Linked DNA regions of Homo sapiens: region 1 is linked to region 2. A link is an interaction called in ENCODE POLR2A ChIA-PET data of the cell type or tissue named here. Cell type or tissue: PC-9. All regions are shown on one strand.

The links. Peaks named below come from ENCODE experiments on the same cell type or tissue, not always from the same donor. Only the 100,000 strongest peaks of a DNase experiment are listed, where the experiment ranks them.
Region 1: POLR2A ChIA-PET joins it to region 2 with 5 read pairs; 4 of 35 experiments call an interaction of 5 or more read pairs at or near these places.

Annotation. Positions count from the first base shown.
Region 1 is chr10:50,532,414-50,537,413 of GRCh38, reverse strand. All of the region lies in intron 2 of SGMS1 (sphingomyelin synthase 1), which reads left to right. Among named protein-coding and RNA genes, the nearest start is that of SGMS1, 89 kb to the left of the region's middle. In PC-9, no CTCF peak of the experiment used is centred here; a DNase peak (open chromatin) is centred at 2,503; H3K27ac peaks cover 1,477 bases.
Region 2 is chr10:50,442,242-50,447,241 of GRCh38, reverse strand. The region is part of intron 5 of SGMS1 (sphingomyelin synthase 1); the gene reads left to right. Among named protein-coding and RNA genes, the nearest start is that of SGMS1, 180 kb to the left of the region's middle. In PC-9, no CTCF peak of the experiment used is centred here; no DNase peak of the experiment used is centred here.

The DNA.
Region 1 (5,000 bases), 90 kb before region 2:
GATGCTAAGTAAATTAAGTGTTAGCATCATGAAATGGGGTAGAGGGCTGAGTACCCCAACATTTTATCTCTGACACCATCCCAGGTGAGTAGTCTTAGCAGTAGGAGGGTTTGAGATTTGGAGGTACAGGCTCCATACTCCAAACTTTCTGGAGAAAAGGTTACTTTGTCCGTTGATCAGAAAGCTACTGTGTGGAAAAAACAAAGGTTTGAACTAAGGATCAAACAAGATCAGTAGAGGGTCCTGGGATATGCATTGATATGTATCAGTCATTCAGTTAGACATGTTAGAGATGCAGACTGGGAAAATTCAGCCAAAGGAGCTTGAGAGAAATGCAAATGCTAAGATGACTCAGTGGGCTGTTTTCCCTGGAAGGCCTGGGGACCAAACAAGAAGCAATGTGTCAACCCTTTGTCTCTCTGTTACTCTACTTCTAAGAGTAACTTCTAAGGAAATGATTAGTGATGTATTCAGAGATTTCACTCTGAGGATGCCTAAATGCTGAACATTGGAAGCAACCCAGATGATGTCCAAAAGGGGATTGAATAAATATAATTCACCTATATGATAGACTATTGCATAATCTTGACAATGATTATAGCATGTTTTTAATGATGACAATGATTATAGCATGTTTTTCATATTTTTCATGTATGAAGAAAAGTATGACATGGGACAAAATGTATGAAAAACATGCTATAATAAACAGATTAAGATTTCAATAAGGAAACTTTGTAAACATGGAGGAGAGACCTGGAAGGGCATTAATCAAAATATTCACTTGGATTATCTTTGAGAAGTGAAATTCTAGGTAGTTTTTCCTCTTAGAGCTTTAGTGCTGTACATAAAATGTTTTCTGTGAGCATGTAGAATTATTTTTGTAATTAAGCAGTTTAATACAGCAATAAAAACATGATTATTAACAGGTGCCTTGTTGACCCTTTACTCCAAATATTCCTGGTAGTTCTAATCATTTAAAATCTCAATAATTATATATTCTATCATTTTAAATCTAAATATTTCTGATAGGTTTATTCCTCAAAAGGAAATGGGTTTTTTTTGTTTGTTTGTTTGTTTCTTTGTTCATTTTTTTGAGACAGGGTCTTGACTGTTTATGCAGTGGCACAATCACAGCTCACTGCAGCCTTGATCTCCTGGGTTCAAGGGATCCTCCCACCTCATTCTCCTGAGTAGCTGAGACTATACGCGTGCACCACCATTTTTGACTAATTTTTGATTTTTGGTAGAGATGGGGTCTTGGTGTGTTGCCCAGGCTGGTCTCAAACTCCTGGGCTCAAGAGATCTTTCGACTTCAGCCTCCCAAAGTGTTAGGATTACAGGCATGAGCACTGTGCCCAGCTGGAAATGAGGATTTTGATTACAAGGAGTGGATATGTGTGGGGGAAGAACTGAAGGATGTGAAGCAAGAAGGGATATCAATATAGTAAAGAAGAAGAATGTATAAAAATGAAATCTAATACAGTAATACTAACTACATTTGTCTAGTTTGAAGCTCTGCCTAGGAAATTCCCACTGAGACGTAATACATTCATGTCTGAGTGGGGTTGGGTAGCAGCCATAAAGGCCAAGCTTGGCCCCTCTCCCCCAAAAGTGGCTGAATCAGAGGTGTGAGAGCATCTCAGACTCTAGAGCTGATGTTCAGAAGAGTCAAGTTTCCATCTTAACACCTAGATCCTGTGGTCATAGAGTGGTATCTGTGAATCAGCCCATTAAGAATTTAAGCTTGGCCTGGCGTGGTGGCTCATGCCTGTAATCCCAGCACTTTGGGAGGCCGAGGCGGGTGGATCACGAAGTCAAGAGATCGAGACCATCCTAGCCAACATGGTGAAACCCCATCTCTACTCAAAATACAAAAATTAGCTAGGTGTGGTGGTGCACCTGTACCTGTAATCCCAGCTACTTGAGAAGCTGAGGCAGGAGAATCGCTTGAACCCGGGAGGCGGAGGTTGCAGTGAGCTGAGATTGCACCACTGCACTCCAGCCTGGTGACAGAGTGAGACTCCATCTCAAAGAAAAAAAAAATAAGCTTGCTTTAAGGAAATACTTGCAGCAGCATTTCTCAGAATAAATTCTGTGCATAGGCATGCTTCATATGAACAGCTAGGGTACAATTAAAAAGACTAGACACTTTTTAAGATGATAGTTGTTGTTGTTGTTGTTTTGAGATGGACTCTCACTTTCTCACCATGCTGGAGTGCAGTGGTGTGATCTTGGCTCACTGCAACCTCTCCCTCCCAGGTTCAAGTGATTCTCCTCCCTCAGGCTCCCGAGTAGCTGGGACTACAGGCACCTGCCACCATGCCGGGCTAATTTTTGTATTTTTAGTAGAGACGGTTTCACCATGTTGGCCAGGCTGGTCTTGAACTCCTGACCTCAGGTGATTCAACCGCCTCGGCCTCCCAGAGTGCTGGGATTACAGGCATGAGTCACCACATCTGGCCAATAGCTATTGTTTTTAATGGAAAAGTTATTCACTTAGCAATGTCTGCATGTCTGATGCCATAAGCTGGAAACTGTTTGAGTTGCTGTGGATACAAAACTAAACAAGAAAGGTGTGAGAACACAGCTATCATTTTGTTAACCTATTTGGTGTATTTTGCCTATTCTTTTTCTATGTGTATATATTTTATATTTTTAAGACTATTTTTGCATCCTGCTGTCCTCATTTAATATCTGAAGCATTTCTGCATGAATATAATTTTTAATGGCTGCATACTATTCAACTATGTGAATATCTCAGTTTTGTAAATCGCTTCCCTGTTGTTGAACGATTGGGTAATTTTGCATCTTAGTAGTGAAAACAGTAATACAAATTTTATCCTCATTTCTAATTATTTCCTTAAGATAGATTCAAACTGGAACTGTGTCAAACAGCATGGGCATATTTAAGGCTCCTGATGGATAATGGTTCCCTGTGTAGGGAAGCATTCATCTCATTTTACTATCAGTAGCATTGAATATTTTAAAGTGCCAATTTAATACAAAATATTGCGTTGGTTCAATTTACATTCCTTTGAATAATAGGTGACATTGAGCCAATGTCCACAATGTCTATTTGTTACATTATTTTTAATGTGCCCAGTACTATATTTTAACTTCTTTTTAGTTATGCAAATGATAGATGAATACATCTCAAAAATTTTAACACTATACAGAGCCCTCTTTGACTGTCTCCTCTCTCTTTCCCTTTCCATCCCTATAAGTACCCACTTTTATCAGTTGAATGTATCTTTGTAGACCTTTTGCTATACTTAAATGTGTGTGTGCAGATAGGTAAATACATAGATGCATAGTTTATTGGGCTTTAAAAACTTACATTCTATATATTTTGGGGATAAATTTATGGTTTTTAACTTTCCTTATTTTTTCTCCTTGAGATATGGTCTTACTGTGTAGACAAGGCTAGACTTGAACTCCTGGGCTCAAGTGATCCTTCTGCCTTAGCCTCCCAAGTAGCTGGGACTATAGGGATGTGCCACCATACCCAACTTCCTTTTTTGGTTTTAACCGGAGCAGAGGATGTCATATTATATGTAACATGGTTCATTTAACCATGTGTTCATTAGCCATTTCTGTTTTTCTTATGTAATTTACATATGCATGTATATAAACTTTATATATTTTTATCTGTTTTTTCCTATTTAAGGCTTAGTGTTTTCCTTATAGATTTATATATGTTCTCTTTCATAATAATAAATTATTATTTATTATTTCCTGAACATAATTAAGAAAAATGTGTGTGTTCACTTACAAATAACCTTTAAAAGGTTCTGAAGAGATAAAGCAAAACATCGTATGTAAACAATTGATGATTCAAATAATGTTAGAGAAAGAAGGTCTGAAACTTCCTATTTCTTATTTTCAAGTTCCTATGTTAAAGCTGATCTGATTACCAAACATTTGTTCACTGATCTTTCAGAGTTTCAAGCTGTATTTCTCAACTTACCAATATTCATGAGTGCTTTTGATTCACTGTGCTGAAAACCAGAACAAAGGAAGGACTGTTATATTAAAGTCAAAAAAGAAAAATTCATCTTAACAGTATTTTGAATTAAGGGGAAAAAAACCCTTTAATCCTGACCTTTGCCAGTTCCATCACAATTAAAACAAAAAAAGTAAACCTAAAATAAAAGAATTTCTTGGGGAAAAAGCTCTCTCTACTTATTTTTCATCATCTTTGTCAAAGATTTCGGTGAGATTGCAATACTTGTATAATAGTGTTTCTGTTTTTAGAAAAGTTATATGGAAACATTAGTCCACTCAAAATAGAAGAGTATTTAAAAATATTCTATGTTTACTCTACATTAGCTCAGCATTTTTTTTCATGAAGATCAATATCTCATCCTTTGGATTTATGCGGTACCTGTCTCATTTATTTGTGAGTTTGTTGTGTATGCCCCACCAGACTCAGAGCTCTTAGAATTCATGCCTTACTATTACTGTTCCTGGCACCTAACTCAGCACTTGGTACCGAGTAACTGCACTTGGTGGATTGCTTACGTGAATTGAAGTAATCACACATTCAAAGAAATCAGCTATCAGTCTATTCTGCAGTCACAGAAAGTCTGGGAAATCCAAACCTGATCCATGTAGCAATAAAAAAAGATGGACCACTTTAGCCTACGGCTAAAGACCTAAAAACTACCTTCCAAATCATGAATTTTGCGGAGGATTGTATAGGCAACTCATAAACCAAAGTCTTTTAGCAATTTTAGGGCTTTAAGAAAAATAATTTGACTTGATGCAAGGTTAACAACAGTAAGTCCTCACTTAATGTCATCGATAGGTTCTTGGAAACTGTCATTCTTAAGAGAAACAACATGTTAAGAAACCAGTTTTCTCATGGGCTAATTGATATAAACAAGAGTTAAGTTCCTATGGCATATTTCTGATGACAAAAACACCACCAAACTTCTAAATAAGGACCAAAACACTTCTAATATTAAAAATTGAGATGGATATGAGCTATACTTATACTT
Region 2 (5,000 bases):
GAATGAATAAGACATTAGAAAATTTGGATTTGTGTTTTATAGTTTATTTTCTTTTTGAGTCTCTCTCCCTTGAATTGTTAAAAGTAACCTTTAAATTGTTAATGTGGTAAGTAAAATTAAATAAAATCTAAATGACAGATTGCTTTTAATTCTCCTTGGTTGGAACAAATGTTCAAAGACTATTTAGATAGGAAGCAGACAATAGTTTGTTTTCCTTTGCTTTGATTGGGTATATATTTCAAAAATGACATGTGTAAATTAAACACACACACCTTCTATTTTTGAGGCTTTAGAAGTTGTTCCCCAAGATAAGAAAGAAACACTTTTGACCTGTGAGAGACCATATCTCCTCCAGAACTCATTCAAATAAATTATTTTGTGATTTATTTTAAAATTTAGGTATAATTTATACAATGTACAAATTTGAAGTGAATAGTGAACCAACATCTCTATCATCCCAAAAAGTTCTCTTGTGTCCACTTTCAGTCAGGTGTGCCATCCCAGAGGCAAACACGTGTGCGAGTGTGATTCTATCAGTAGATTTTGCCTCTTTCAGAACTTCAGATATGTAGTTATACTGAGTGTGCTTATGCTCCTGGTGTCTTTTGCTCCACTTGCTGGTGTTTTATAGATTCATACTCTTACTGCATGTATCATGCTATTGAGTAGTATTCTATTGCATGAAGTTATTCACCTATTGATAGACATTTGGATGGTCTACAGTTTTTGGCTGTTATGAATATAACTACTGTGAACATTATTGTATGTCTTTTTGTGTATCGGGGGAAACCAGCCCCTGATATTCGATATGGGTCCTTTTCTATTTTCCCTAAGTGTTGGCCTGTTTGAGAAATACAGGGAAAGAATACAAAAGGGAGAAATTTTAAAGCTGGGTGTCTGGGGGAGACATCACATGTTGGCAGGTTCTGTGATGCCCAGCAAGCCGCAAAACCAGCAAGTTTTTATTAGTGATTTTCAAAAAGGGAGGGAGTGTATGAATAGGGTGTGGGTCACAGAGATCACATGCTTCACAAGGTAATAAAATATCACAAGGCAAATGGAGGCAGGGTGAGATCAGAGGACCGGGGCAAAATTAAAATTGCTAATGAAGTTTCGGGCACGCATTGTCATTGATAACATCTTACCAGGAGACAGGGTTTGAGAGCAGACAACCGGTCTGACCAAAATTGATTAGGTGGGAATTTCCTCATCCTAATAAGCCTGGGAGCACTAGGGGAGATGGGGGCTTATCTCTTCCCTTATCTACAATCGTAAAAGACAGACATTCCCAAAGCAGCCATTTCAGAGGCCTCCCCTTAGAAATGCATTCTCTTTCTCAGGGGTGTTCCTTGCTGAGAAAGAGAATTCAGTGATATTTCTCCTATTTGCTTTTGAAAGAAGAGAAATATGGCTCTGTTCCACCCAGCCCACAGGCAGCCAGCCTTTAAGGTTATCTCCCTTGTTCCCTGAACATCGCTGTTATCCTGTTCTTTTTTCAAGGTGCCCAGATTTCATATTGTTTAAACAATTTGTACAGTTAACACAATCATCACAGGGTCCTGAGGTGACATTCATCCTCAGTTTACGAAGATGACGGGATTAAGAGATTAAAGTAAAGACAGGCGTAGGAAATCACTAGAGTATTGATTGGGGAAGTGATAAGTGTCCATGAAATCTTCACAATTTATGTTCAGAGATTGCAGTAAAGACAGGCGTAAGAAATTATAAAAGTATTAATTTGGGGAACTAATAAATGTCCATGAAATCTTCATAATTTATGTTCTTCTGCCATGGCTTCAGCCAGTCCCTCCATTTGGGGTCCCTGACTTCCCGCAACATTTGTGGACACAAGTTCACAAGTTTTCATGTCTTTTGAGTGTGTTCTTAGAAGTATATTATTGGGTAAGTGTATATTTAATCTTATAAAAAATTTACTTAAAAATTGTCAAACATTTTTCTAAAGGGCTTTATAATTCAGTATGCCCATCAGCAACTTATGAGATGCTCTAATGTACTCCAAGTCTTTGCCAACTCTTGCTTTTTTCAGTATTTTTAAAATTAGCATTCCAGTGCAGGTAAAGTGGTATCTTGTAGATTCCTGTTGTTTCCTTGGTGACTAATGATGTTGAAAATTTTTTCATGTACTTATTGGCCATTCATGTGTCCTCTTTTATGAAGTATCTTGTCAAATCTTTTACTATTTTAACAATTGGGTTGTGTGACTTTTCAAAAATTAAATTATGGTGGTTCTTTATATATTCTGGATACGTGTCTTTGGTCAGATACATGTATGGTGAATTTTTTCCAGTTGGTGGTTGCCTTTTCATTTTCTTAACTTTGTCTTTCAAAAAGCAGTTTTGATATTGATGAAGTCCAACTAGCTAGTTTTTCTTTTATTGGTAGTATTTTGTCTACCTCATCATTGCAAAGCCATTGTTCTACGTTTTCCTAAAATACTTTATAGTTTTAGCTTTTATAATTAGTTGTATGACCTCTCTCAAAGTATTTTTTTTTTAATAAATGGGGTCTTCTTGTGTTGCCCAGGATGGATATGAACTCCTGGGCTCAAGTGATCCTCTTACCTCGGCCTCTTGAGTAGTTGTGATTACAGGTGCACGCAACCACTCTCAGCTCTAAGTAATTTTTGTTATTAGTGTGAGGTAGGAGTCAGGATTCATTTTTCTTTCCCTATGAATATTTATTTGTTTCTGCTCAATTTGTTGAAAAAATTATCCTTACACCCACTGAATTATTTTGACATCTTGGTCAGAAAATCTGTTGGTCGTATATGTGTGTGTCTATTTGTGATCTCTGTTTTGATCCATTGTTCTATTCATCTGTCCTTATGCCAGCACTGTATTTTGTTGAGAATTTCTCCATGTATGTTTTATGAGGGATATAAGTCTGTAGTCTTCTTTTATTATGTTTGTCTGGTTTTTGTATTGAGTTTCTACTGGTATATCCTTTTATTACATGTTTATCTGTGACTTTGTATTTAAAATGCATCTATTTAGGTACCATATAGTTCAGTATCATTTTTTAATGTATTCTGGTGATTTCTGCCTTTTAATTAAATGTTTAGTCTATTTACATTTACTGTATATTGACATGTTAGTTTTAGATCTACCATTTTAAAACTTGTTTCCTATATGTCTTATCCTTTAGACTTTTAAAAAATTCTGTGTCTCTGTTTATTGAATATTTTTAGTATAACATTTACATTTCTCTCAGGTTTTCTTTGCACTACTGTTTTGTAGTTACTCTGCAGATCACAATATTCACCCTTAGTAAAAAATTTTCCTTGAATTAATATGGTATTGCTTCATGTAAAATATAAGAAACCTACAATAATATGGTTTCATTTGCCTCTCCCCATCTGTTGTGCTATTGTCTTTGTACATTTTATATCTATATATGTCACAAACTATATAATACAATATTATACTTTTAATATAGTATGTATTAGTCATATATGTTTTAAATAAATTAAGAAAAAAAGTCTTTTATGTTAACATACAATGTATTATTTCCAAGGTTCCTCATTCCTTTCTATGGGTTTACATCTATATCTGGTATCATTTTGCTTTAGCTTGAAGAGCTTCCTTCAGCATTTCTTATAGTGTGGGTTTACTGGCAACAAATCTCTCATTTTCATTTGTGTGAAAATGTCTTTATTTTTTAAAAGATTTTTTTGTTGTATATAGAATTCTAGGTGGGCATTCAGTCTTTTTTTTCTCCTTCTCTTTAGATGTTGATTATTGTTTTCTGGACACCTGTTTCGAATGAGATGTCTGCCATCATTCCTCTTCTTCTTCTCATATGTTGTCTTTTTTTCTCTGGCTACTTAGAAACTTTTTTGTTGTTGTTGTTATTTTTGGTTTTCATGGTTAGTGTTCTAGCAGACAAAAACCACAAACTTTGGCTCAAATAGAAGAACTGTGTTTAAAATTGAGCCCCGTCACTTAGTAAGTAGGTTAACTTAGGCATGTCACTGTATTTTTCTGAACTTCAGGCTTTTCTTTGGAAAACAGGGATGCCTTATCTACATTAGGGTTGTTGCAAAAGTCAAAGCATCTAAGTGCTAGTCTAGCTATTATTTGTTCTCTCCAGCTGAGAGAGCTGATTGACTGACTTTTCCTATATACATTTATGGAAAAGTAAATATTCTAAACTTATGAGATAAACATGGCTTGTTTTCTATTTTGAAATTTTTGCTCATAGAACACTAAGGAAACCATTCTTATTAAGTGCAGTTTGAATAGTAAAGCAGGAAGCTCAAATTATCTGCATTAAAATAGGCACAGGCAAAGATTTCATGAAGAAGATGCCAAAAGTAGTCTCATCAAAAGCAAAAATTGACAAATGGGATCTAATTAAACTAAAGAGCTTCTGCACAGTTAAAGAAACTATCAGCAGAGTAAACAGATAACCTAAATAATAGGAGAAAATTTTTGCAAGCTATACATTTGACAAAGGTCTAATATCCAGAATCTATAAGGAACTTATACAAATTAAACAAACCCAGCCATCTCATTACTGGGTATATACCCAAAGGAATATAAATTGTTCTATTACAAAGACACATGCACAGGTATGTTCATTGCAGCAGTATTCACAATAGCAAAGACATGGAATCCACCTAAATGCCCATCAGTGATAGACTGGATAAAGAAAATGTGGTACATACATACCATGGAACACTATGCAGCCATCCAAAAGAACAGGATCATGTCCTTTCCAGGGACATGGATGGAGCTGGAGGCCGTTATTCTTAGCAAACTAATGTGGGAACAGAAAACCAAACACTGCATGTTCTCACTTACAAGTGGGAGCTGAATGATGAGAACACGTGGACACATAGAGGTGAACAACACACACTGGGACCTGTCAGAGGGGGGCGGTGGGGGAGGGAGAGCATCAGGAAGAATACCTAATGGATGCTGGGCTTAATACTTGGGTGACGAAATAATCTATGCAACAAACCCCCATGACACAAGTTT